2 separate regions of the Homo sapiens genome follow, and region 2 is linked to region 1. The links are chromatin contacts, found by Hi-C or POLR2A ChIA-PET in ENCODE. All regions are on one chromosome and are shown on one strand. Each heading gives the region's core, a stretch centred on a gene start or an enhancer-like site at or near the end of the contact. The rest is flanking DNA. Distances are from core to core; before and after follow the strand shown. Region 1 holds the start of KRAS (KRAS proto-oncogene, GTPase). Region 2 holds the start of BCAT1-AS1 (BCAT1 antisense RNA 1).

Region 1 (5,846 bases), core at 1,500-3,999:
GTGTAGGCCGGGTGTGGTGGCCTGTAATCCCAGCACTTTGGGAGGCTTAGGCGGGCGGATCACCTGAGGTCAGGAGGTCGAGACCAGCCTGGCCAACATGGTGAAATCCCGTATCTAAAAATACAATTAGCCCGGTGGCGGGAGCCTGTAATCCCGGCTACTCGGGAAGCTGAGGCGGGAGAATCGCTTGAGCCTGAGAGTCGGAGGTAGTAGCGGGCCGAGATCGCGCCACTGCATTCCGGCCTGGGTGACAGAGTGAGACTCTCTCTCTCAAAAAAACAAAGAGGGTAGAGGGGTCGTTAAGGCCAAAAAGTTTACTAGCCTAGGAAATACTGTGGACAGACATTGGATTAGAGTTTGTGTATATATATGAATTCAGAGCCACATGTATCTTCCGGTTTACTTGTTTATGCGGTGGTTGTTTCCAGAAAAAAAAAAAATTCCTTGAATGAGATTTTTAAAACCAAATCACATTTAAATCCACTAGAGAGAACTGGGTTCCAAAGGAGTCTTACCAAATGAAGATCATGGGCTGGGAGGGGATCCCTCACCGAGAGTTAGAAAAGCTAGTAAGGAGTGGACTGGACTCGAATCCAACAATTTTGTAATGGAAGAAAATTCATTTTTATTTTTCATAAAACTGAATTACCATCTACCATCTCTTAAAAGCAAATATACTGTGGATGGCTACAGTCTCAAAGTAAACTATTGTTAGCAACCATATTTGATATCTGTAGTCTATAACATGCAGAGTCAGCATTTTGGACCTCAGTCACTTCAGTGACACCAGTTTTATGGTTAATTCTGAGCTGATAATTACAAATAGACCTTTCCCATTTATAACTTATTTGTAAAATGATTTCTATTATAAACATAACATATACATTGTATAACAATTAGAAAACCTGTCTGTTTTGATGGATCTCAAGATTTAAGAAGGCTTAGACTTCAGCTATAAGATGCACATGCCACTGTGGGAGGCCGAGGCGGGCAGATCACGAGGTCAGGAGTTCTAGACCAGCCTGACCAACATGGTGAAACCCCCGTCTCTACTAAAAATACAAAAAATTAGCCGGGCATGGCAGCAGACACCTGTAATCCCAGTTATTCGGGAGGCTGAGGCAGGAGAATTGCTTGAATGCAGGAGGCAGAGGTTGCAGTGAGCCGAGACGGCGCCACTGCACTCCAGCCTGGGCAACAGAGCAGATGGAGACCATCCTGACCAACATGATGAAACTCTGTCTCTACTAAAAATACAAAAATTAGCTGGGCATGGTGGCGTGCACCTACTAGTCCCAGCTACTCGGGAGGCTGAGGCAGGAGAATTGCTTGAACCCAGGAGGCGGAGGTTTCAGTGAGCCGATACCGCGCCATTGCACTCCAGCCTGGGCAACAGAGCGAGACTGTGTCTCAAAAAAAAAAAAAAAAAGGAGATGCACATGTTTAAGTCTATTTCAGGCGGTTAGCTGGTGGATTGCTACAATTCCTCTGTAAGTTTAAAAAATCATGTAAGTGCTGTTTTGGAGTACTGTAATAACTCTTGAGATGTAGAACACATCTGCAAAATGAGGGTAGTATAAAAGAGACGAGGGGATGAGGGTAATACATAAGAAATAGGGGAAAGGACAAGAACAGGTAAATTAAACTTCAAGTACTATTTTTGCTATTGCTGTCTACACTCAACTAGCAAGGAAAAAGCCTTGCTTCTGCTCTGCGGGTTTTCTTCGGGTTTAACTTGACCAAGCAAAACAGACCATCTGGGATTAACTTTTTCCTTTTCACTGTAGGTCACAGGCTCTACGTGTAGGGTGTTGGCCACCTGTTCTTCCACCATCTCTACCTCCACCTCCTCCTTTGTGGCCACAGCAATGTCACAGCCCATACATGGGGGAGGGGAGCATTCAGGAACTCGGAGGCAGATGCATTTTTTTCCAAACACAATAACCTCAAACAGTGGTCTCTAAGCACTTTCCTATGCTCTTCCAAAACGTGACCTCCCCTCTTACTCACACATCCCCTACACACGGAAAAGGACCACTATCCGTCCAGCCTGCGCTCGAGGGAGAAGTTTATACCTTCGTCCTAGAGATGCCAAATGCAGCAGGGAAGGCTGGACCGAGGCAGCCGAGTGCTGGAAAGGGAGGCAAGAGGTGCGGGAGCGGGGAGAGGGGGAGGGGAGGCCGGGGCGCCGCGGGAGTAACCTCCACCGCACCCCACCGCTCCGAGGGGCAGCCGGCCCGGCCCGAGTTTCTCCCCAGAAGCCTCCAGCCGCGGCTCTCGGGGAGGAGGAAGGAAGGGGTTCCCCGTCCAGGAAGCAGCACCAGCGGCGACCGCCTCCAGCCTCACCCTCCTCAGCCCCGCACCGCCCATTCCTCACTCCCCGCGCCGCCGCGTCCGCGCGCCTCCCCCCTGCAGACCCCTCTCACCCAGCCCGCCCCGACCCCGCGCCCGCGCCCCCCACCCGCCCCTCCGGGGACCCCTAATTCATTCACTCGCCGCCGGCCCCGCCCGGCGCCGGCAAAGAGGGTCGGGACCCGGGCAGGGGCCCAGGAGGGGTGGTCCGCTCCGTACCTCTCTCCCGCACCTGGGAGCCGCTGAGCCTCTGGCCCCGCCGCCGCCTTCAGTGCCTGCGCCGCGCTCGCTCCCAGTCCGAAATGGCGGGGGCCGGGAGTACTGGCCGAGCCGCCGCCACCTTCGCCGCCGCCACTGCCGCCGCCGCTGCTGCCTCCGCCGCCGCGGCCGCCGCCTAGGAAAATCGAGCTCCGAGCACACCGATGAGTTCGGGGCCGGGCGGCCGCAGAGGGCAGAGCTATCGATGCGTTCCGCGCTCGATTCTTCTTCAGACGGGCGTACGAGAGGGAGCGGCTGAGGGCGGTGTGGGAAGAGGGAAGAGGGGGAGGCAGCGAGCGCCGGCGGGGAGAAGGAGGGGGCCGGGCCGGGCCGGCGGGGGAGGAGCGGGGGCCGGGCCGGCGGAGGAAGGGGTGGCTGGGGCGGTCTAGGGTGGCGAGCCGGGCCGGCTGGAGAGCGGGTCTGGGCGGCGCCTTGGCGGGAGGAGGGACTGCCGGACCCACGCGGCGGCCCGCCCCCTGCCTAGCCGCAAGGCTGTCCCCGCAGCCGCCAATTCTGACCCGGAGCGGGACCGGACCGCGGCGGGCTGTGCGGATGCCACCAGGGAGACGCCGCGAGCGGCCACGCCGCCCCGCTGACCGGTCTCCACAGAGAAGCTGCGAAGAGCACCCCGCCACCCTCAGGGTCGGCCTATACTGGCGCGCATCCATTTACTATCATTGACTGCATGTAAATAAACAAGCAGTCACCAAAAGTGGGAGGCGACTTCGGGGACTTAGGGAGACCGGGCGGACGATTTCCCACACCGGGGCTGTCTGATCGCCGCCCCGATTATTATCAGCCTCAGCACTTGGGCTGGGAATTTAGCCCCAGGCCCAAACAAACACGACAGACCCTTTCAACGCTAATCTTCTCGGGTCAGGAGGCTTGTGATATTTTGCTATCTTTCTTGATATTTTGAACCCATCACAAGGTCTCTAAACAGGGACTTCGCTTATACCCAGGGCCCCTGAAATCACAAACAAAAGACAACTGTTTTTAAGTAGAGATGGCCTTGGTAGTTTAGACCTGAGGAGAGTCATTCAAACATTAATTAGAAGACAGATTAATCAGTTAAAGTTCGTGGAGTTAAGACATTAAACAATGGGGCAATTAAACATGCTAGCATACCCGGAGTCTGTGTTGATAAACTACCTAGAAATGTATCTTGGGAGAGTCTTGAGGATTGAGGGCTGGAAAAGCAGCGCCTGTACCTGATAGGATCGCCCCTCCTCCGAGACTTTCAGTTCCATTCCTCTAGTCCACATCATAAACCACCAATAAAGCTGAATTTAAATCCCAGCTATTATGTCTGTTAACCAAGGCTTTACATCAACTGTCATCCTTTCCTTTCTACTCTTACACGGGCTGTAATCTGCAAGGTTTATTCCAGTCTCCCCCTCCTAGCGCCAGGTGGAAGGGGCAGAAGAGAAAAGTGAAAGACAGGGAAGGGGAGAAAATGTGCCTACTCTATGTTAAGTACAAGCTAAATCTTTTGCACTTATCGTATCATCTTATTTAATCATCACGACAACCTTATGAGGTAAAATACTTTTTACCGTTTTACAAATGACGAAACAGATTTAGAGGTTAAAACGTTGGCACAAGTTCACATAGTTAAAAAATGGAGTATACTTCATGTCGGATCATAGTCACTCTACTCCCAGATCATCAGTGGCCCTCATTCCACTTGACATAAAAGCAAAATTCTTCTCAAAAATCCTACATGGCCTTAAATTATTTGATATCCCCTACCCTCTTCTCTGAACTCTCATCCTACTGTTCTCCCTTCCTTACTTACGTAGATAAACATTGGTTACTGGCTGTTCCTTGAAAATGCCAGGCAGGCGTCTTCCTCAGGGAATATGCACTTGCTACCCCTCTGGCACCTCATTTAAATCTTTGTTCCAAAGTGTTTTTAAAAGGAGATCTTCCCTAAAAAGATCATCTTTGATACTGTAATTTCGCCCTTGTCCCAGATCTGTCTCTTTTCCTACTTTTTCTCCAGAGCTCTCATCACCTTCAATAATACACTATCTATTTTGTTTTCTTGTCTCTCTACCATCAGAATGTAAGCTCCATGAGGGCATGGGTTTTGGTCTGTTTCATTTACTGCTAAATTTCCAGCACCTAAGACAGTCTCTGACACAAAAAGGCATTCAATAAATATTTATGGAATGTTGAATGAGTGAATCTGTGGACCCTCTGTGGATTCTAAATCCTAATCCATGAACTCTGTGACTCTAAATCTTTACTTTAGACAGAGTGTCTTAAACCTCCTGTCAATCTCTGTCTTCATCTTAACAAAATCTGCTTTGAAACTTAGGTCACCTTCTGATAAGCCACATTCCGTGCAGCTCAGAGATACTTATCTCGTACATAATAGACACAAGGAATTCTTAAATGAATGAATTTGCGCTTATGTGTATGCTACTTTGTGGTCACTCAAGCATAAATCACAGATTTATTTTGTACAACATCAAGTGCATGATAAGTTCTTGTTTCCTCTTACAGCTGTGAATATGATGTTCTTCCTATAGTTGATGTTCCATACATCTTAAAAGGACTATAATATAGAAGAGGGGAAAGCTTTATATAGCACTTTTATGCTGATTATAAAAATTCTGGCATTAGCAGAAACCTAATCCATCCACATGGTCTCAGTTATCATCTAGGCTCATGATTCGTAAAGCAAATCTGCATCCAACCATTTGTTCCACGCACCCCACACTCCAGTTTTACCTCAGACACTTTCTCTTTCCTTTTCACTTCCACAGCAATTTATACATATGGTATGTCAGGTCTTTCTGCCGTTCAGTCCTGGGTACTTTCTTAGAAGCCGGCACCACCTCCTTGCAACATTACCTTTCTTTCCTTAACATAGAGGTCTCAAGGGTAAATGCTTTAGGAATCACCTGCCATGCCTACCAAAAATGCAAGTTCCTAGGCCCCTCACCCAGATATTTTATTCAGTTGGTCTAAGGTAGACCAGTAATCTTCATTTTTAGCAAATCAAATGATCCTAAACTGGTAGTTCACTGTGTGCACATTGAGAAACTCTGATGTAGATATTCAAATTCTTGGCACCTGCACTTTCTACTGTCTTCAGGGGTTCCTCTTTCTCGAGCCTGGTGGCTCCCTTGAACAGTCTCCCTGGCTCTCCCTTCCCTTGCTCTCTCCAAGGACAAGCACACTGAAGTAGCCTGTGATCACAATGGGAAAGGGGGGAGGAAATAAAA
Region 2 (5,758 bases), core at 2,731-5,230, 430 kb before region 1:
CATAGGAATAGAAATTTAGTTACTATGTACCACTAGACAGTTTAAATTACCTGCAACTTTTTCCTAGACTACTATATGAAGAATGAGGTCAAAGGAGTTAGCCAAGGCGAAAGCACACCCTTAGAATGTTGCTCGGGGTACACAGTGCGCAGGCGACAGTCAAGAGCACCTCAGGCCTGAAAAGAACAGCTTCTCCCAAGATTTCAGATCACCAATTAAAAGCCCCCTAAAAGATATTTTTATCATTCCTTTTCATCTTATATTTCTCAATTTTCATTTTACTATCCCTGTCTATAAAAGACCCTATGGCTAAAAGTTTTGGAAAAGAATCAAAGCCCATTTTCTATGTGTTGCTAAATGCCTCAAGGAAATTTTTCCAATGCATCAAACTTTTAGAATCCTTTTTATTTTCCTTCTCTGAAAAGAGAATAAAATATGTTCAGCAAGAAGGAAGTTATGAGGACTGAGGGAAACCAAAATACAATGTCTGAGAGTTGACCTTCCAAGGAAAAATGTTTTCTGTCAAGATTTGACTTTCCTTAGATAAACCACAAAGGATACAATTTTAACTCACAGCTCCTAAACAAGGAAAATATCACCCATAGTAGCTCTCCCTGCATCCTAACCACTTGCTCATCAAATCTCCATTCAAAGAAAAGAGCACCTGCAAAAACAGAGTATAAAAATCAGAGTATGCCTCTTTGTTTTCTACCAAAAAAAAAAAAAAAAGATTTATTTCTGCAATTAACACTTGACATAAAACATTTGTCATTTCCATTTGGTTGGTATGATATCATGACCTCTCTCTAGAGCAGTGGTCCCCAACATTTTTGGCACCAGGGACCAGTTTTGTGGAAGACAATTTTTCCACAGACTGCAGGGTGAAGGGTGGTTTCAGGATGAAACTGTTACACCTCAGGTCATCAAGCATTAGATTCTCATAAGGAGCGCATAGCCTAGATCCCTTGCATGCAGAGTTCACAATAGGATTTGTGCTCCTATGAGAATCTAATGCTGCCACTGAGCTGACAAGAGGTGGAGTTCAGGTGGTAATTCGAGTGATGGGAAGTAGCCATAAATACAGATGAAGCTCCTCAATGGCCCACCACTCACCTCTTCCTGCTGTGTGGCCCATGGCCTGGGGGTTGGGGTCCCCTGCTCTAGGGATATATCTTCAATTCCAAGATAATTCTAATACAATCAATATGAAGTGATTTCCTAAACTAACTATGCTTCAGAGTATCTCTAATGACTTAGTAGCTCATGGAAAATAAAGACAATATAAGGTAAATCTATACACTGTCAGAATCAATCACAAATTCTAATAAAGAGGTTTCATAATATAGAAACAAAGAAGGTACACTTCTATAGAAGCAAAATGTTCACTGATTCATTATAAAACCATTTACTGAGTACCTACTATATGTCAGCCATGGGGGATACAAAGATCTATAAGGCACAAGACCCTCAGTCTTGTAGTCGCCTGACAGCCAGCCAGCTACAACATAATGTGGAAAGGACAATGGTGGGAAATGCACTCAGGTCTTCCTAATGCACAGAGTATGCTCAGGCTGTGACATCAGGAAGAAAACAGATATTTACCTTAACACGGACTTGGAGGACCTTCAAAAAACAGTGATGGGAGGAAATCCAGTTTTAAAAGTCTTGATTTAAAAAAAAGAAAACACTTTCTGTGGATAAAGATAGGCTGCAGGAAATGTAACCTATGAAATTTTCTCAAATTAGCTTTCAAACACACACAAAAAATTGCATTTGTTTGAGGAGCAGAATGTAACTTATATTAAAGAATAAACTACTATTTAGTATCTGAGTGAAGTACAAAAGGAGGCACTAAAATCATTGAGGAAAATCCCATGTTATATGGCTTACATTAATGTTTTTCTAGGTAAGGTAAGGTAAGTTACTACTACCAAGTTATGAAACACCATTTGATGATTGCAATTCATTTTCTCTGGCATGAAGAAACAATCACTCTTGTAACACATTGATACTACAAACTACATTATGCACAGGTAGCCAAAGAAATCTATCACAATTCAAATGCAACAGTCTGTCCCAGTAGCATACAGTTGGTATCCTCTATTTTCCATTGTATCCTCTATTTTCCATTCAGGATAGCACAATTGTCCAGTCGCTCTCTTCTCTTCCATACTGCAACAAAAGCAAGAAAACGTGTTTCAGTACAGAAGCTAACAGGGCAGAAATAGCTTACAAACAAACTTAATACCGCCAAGGTTACACAAAAGGTTCGCTTCTGCTTTGAACAACATTTTCACATTAAACATGTTCACATTAAAAACTGGATTAGAGAGAAAGAGAGGAAAAGAGGGACACCATATAAAACATAAGATAAAAGCATACATAGGGAGTTTTTTAAAAACCAAATACCTGAAAAGAATTACAAATTTTACAATTATTGCTGAACTCAAATTCATAGCTGGTATAGGTCCTTTATCTATTTAGGTACATGCCTTTTCATTATCATTTCTCATTGAGTTAACTTGCTTAATGACTGTGACTTTTACTGTGAAAAAGTGATCCTCAAAGTGTATTCTCAGACCACTAGCATCAGCATCACCAGACAACAAGTTAAAAATGCAAATTCCCAGACCTCATCTCAGACTGAATCAGAATCTGGGGATGGGTTCCAGCAACCTGTGATTCAGCAAGCATCAAATGATTCCGACATGCACTAAAGAGTGTTTTATGCTCATAAACAAAAATATGAAGTTGACAAGTCCCATGGATTTTAACAGAGACTCTGTTCTCTAAATCAAAGTTGTTCATGCTGTGTTAGCATTTTTCTTATTTCTTCAAAAGTTATGTAACTGTATCATAGTCAGAATTTCATTCTTTGCATCAGCAAATACTTTGGTTTAAAAGCAAGCCTGAATTTTAATATTCAAAATGAAATTAAATGAAATAGAGATATTCCATACATCACAAATAGAAAGCTAGTTCTATATTCATTCATTCAATCAGTCAGTCATTCAACAAAAATGCCTGTGTTTATAATAAGTTCTCACTCTGTGAGCAATTAATGTAGGCCAATGTCATCATGCCAGGAGTTTTACAGGCTTATTACCTCATTTAATACCCACAGTAACTGTACATAGAAGGTACCATTATCAATCCATTTTATGAATGAGAAAACTGAATATTAGGGAGATTGAATAACTTGCTCAAGTTTGCAGTTAACAGATGGAAGAGCCCAGACCCTAACCAAGCTCTCTCTCACAGCAAATTCCATGTTCTTGACCACCACCAAGACTGCTCGCCATGTGTTCACCGAGCCTTGTGTATTGAGACTGACTTGGAACAGATCTTTCCAAGCCAGTGTATCAGGCCACTAAATCTGTCACTATGGGTTTGCCTAAATCACTCAGACTATGTCTATTTTCACACGAAATGGCTCTTCTAGTCCTAATTTAACTTTAGTTTAAATTAATATAAAACATCAGAATTTCTGAACTAGAAACAATGTTAATAACCATCTAAAAGGTAGGAGATGACTCAAATAAGTGGGGCTCTGGATTTTACTTCTTTACTTCAGAACAATCCTACTTTTATCCATTTTGTATATTGGGATTCCAGGAGTGATCTCTTTTGAAGAAAGTTCTGCTGCATAAAAATCAAGTGTAAGGAGCAATGAATTTTAATCCAAGCTTCTCATCTTACATATAAGGACACTAAGGCTCTAGGTCACCCTTAATTTTGACAAGCCCAGTTCTCTGCCTCTGTCTGATGTTCTTTCTCCTATATCACAATGTACATGTGCTGTGTTTGTCTTAAAGACCTCAGAGAGCAGAATCTATCCAAGTGGTAAAAATACTGGCAGCCAAGAATGGGTCTACCTACCACCTGGTAGTTTACATGCAAAGGGGAATAAAGGAAGCCAAATGACTGTAAGTTTCTTGCATAATCCACACCAGAAAGCATTGCCTACAGACTGTAACTGCCCGCTATTGACTCTGTTGCTTCATGATGAATGCTGGATGAAACATCTTCAAATTCTACCTGATTTATGTATGATGTCAACATGACTTAAGGTAAGGGCAAAATATGTGTTTTATTTTCCTTACTTGGATTCCCATTAATATATTAAACACTTTCACCATTAATAACAGTTCATTGGCATTTTAGCAGATCTACAGAACTGTGATTCATGACTACTGTCACTTCATCTTGAATTTCATCAGTTAAAGTAAATTTGCTTTCAATTAGTTGTTTTAGTTTTATAAATGATCAAAAATCAATTTTGATTACAATGACAGTCGTAGGCCACATATCACTCTGCGAACCTGCATAATATGCACTAAGCTTTACTCTTCTCATTCTGTAATTTATGCTTTTATGTAAAATCATAGCATTCTGAGAAGTGCCCAAGAAATGTGATATTACAGGTAATTCATAATGTCTAGAAGTAGGCATTTAGTAATCAGATTTTCCATTTGGCTGATGGATAATGCAATTTAATTTTTCAAGGGAAAATAATTCTAAGTAGAGATGGCAGATTTAAGCAGAAATAGAAATTATATTATTTCCTTAAGAGTAAGTAAGTATACATAGAGGGAGGGAAAAGAGAAAACATGTCTTCATGGACTAGGATGTCATTATACTCTTGTCATTATACTCTTGTCATTGTCATTACAAAACAACAGTGCAGGCTCACACCTTCAATGTTTGGTAGGGCGGCTGTAAGTCACACTTACTTAGTTTTGTTCACTGGAATCAGAGATGGTGTCAAAGCAACGTGGCAAGTCAGGTCGAGCCTGCGGGATGGTATTTTGAGCCCATGTGGAAGACTTAATGAAATGTGCAGAATTTTAATCTTTTGCAAATTCCAGCGAGAACACTAAACTAAAACACGACTAATGACAAGTTCATTACCTCACATTCGAGGTACATAAGGCAGATAATTTCATACGGCTTTGCTAAATGCCTTTAAATTCCTGGCAAAACAAAAGCACAACCTGCATGTCATGCAGTCACTCTACGCAACGCCAATAAAACTATAGTCAGTGCTGCCTACCAGGTAGCAATCTGTCATTCTTGCTCTAAACCCTATTGAAAGGCTGTGCAAAGCTTTGTAATCCTGTAACACGTGGAGGAGGATGTGCTGGAAACAGAAGGGGCTGGGAAGCTGGTCCAGGGACTGAGTCACACGAGGGCAGTCTGGAAACAAAGTTTGTATGCACACGGAGGACAGCTTAAGACATTGGTAGGGAAGGGGGTGGAGCCTTTAACTTCTTATGTAACTAAGTCATGGAGCTGCTCCATTGAAAACAAGAAAAATACAATAACCACTAATAGTCATTTGTCCTTGAAAACTGTAGCCACTAGTGAGAACATAGATTTTTTTAATTCTATCTGGTGACCTGCAATCAATACAGATCCTGCTCCTATCTCATTCAAGCTGCCCCTTTCCTATGCTTCAGATGTCCATCTCTGGATCTTTGCAGTCGCTGCTTCCCACTTTATGGAGCTTCAACAGCAGCAATGCTGATTATTCACACATGCTCCCCCTGATACTTAAAAGCCAGGCTCTAGCTTTTATGTGATTATTTGTTGACAGCAGTGTCAACATGTATCTCATTTTGAAAAAAATCTAAATCAAGATCTCTTAAGAAATAATTTGATATTATTCAAGACCTTCCTCCCATCTCTTCTCGGAATGTGTTAATATACAAGAGCAATACATGTTTTGCTCTTTAGTATTTGTTTGGTGTTTCACTTG

The links. Hi-C counts contacts between places; a loop is a spot of excess contacts on that map. ChIA-PET counts read pairs that join two places held with the same protein, here RNA polymerase II (POLR2A). Pooled maps may share reads with other maps.
Region 2: a loop to region 1 is called in a map with no recorded cell type, with 2.1 times the contacts of the local background. The contact joins the promoter of BCAT1-AS1 here to the promoter of KRAS in region 1. A Hi-C loop is called at or near these places in 2 of 37 single-sample maps with no recorded cell type and 2 of 50 pooled maps. POLR2A ChIA-PET finds 5 or more read pairs at or near these places in 2 of 52 experiments (A673 and activated naive CD8-positive, alpha-beta T cell).

The regions. Positions count from the first base shown.
Region 1 is chr12:25,248,180-25,254,025 of GRCh38, forward strand. KRAS (KRAS proto-oncogene, GTPase) reads right to left here and starts at 2,750. Exons shown (of 5, transcript NM_004985.5): 1 at 2,572-2,750. RefSeq lists silencers at 2,351-2,400, 2,461-3,310.
Region 2 is chr12:24,815,878-24,821,635 of GRCh38, forward strand. It overlaps BCAT1-AS1 (BCAT1 antisense RNA 1), which reads left to right and starts at 3,981. Exons shown (of 4, transcript XR_007063245.1): 1 at 3,981-4,070. BCAT1 (branched chain amino acid transaminase 1) reads right to left here. Exons shown (of 11, transcript NM_005504.7): 11 at 1-2,172. The coding sequence ends at 2,131.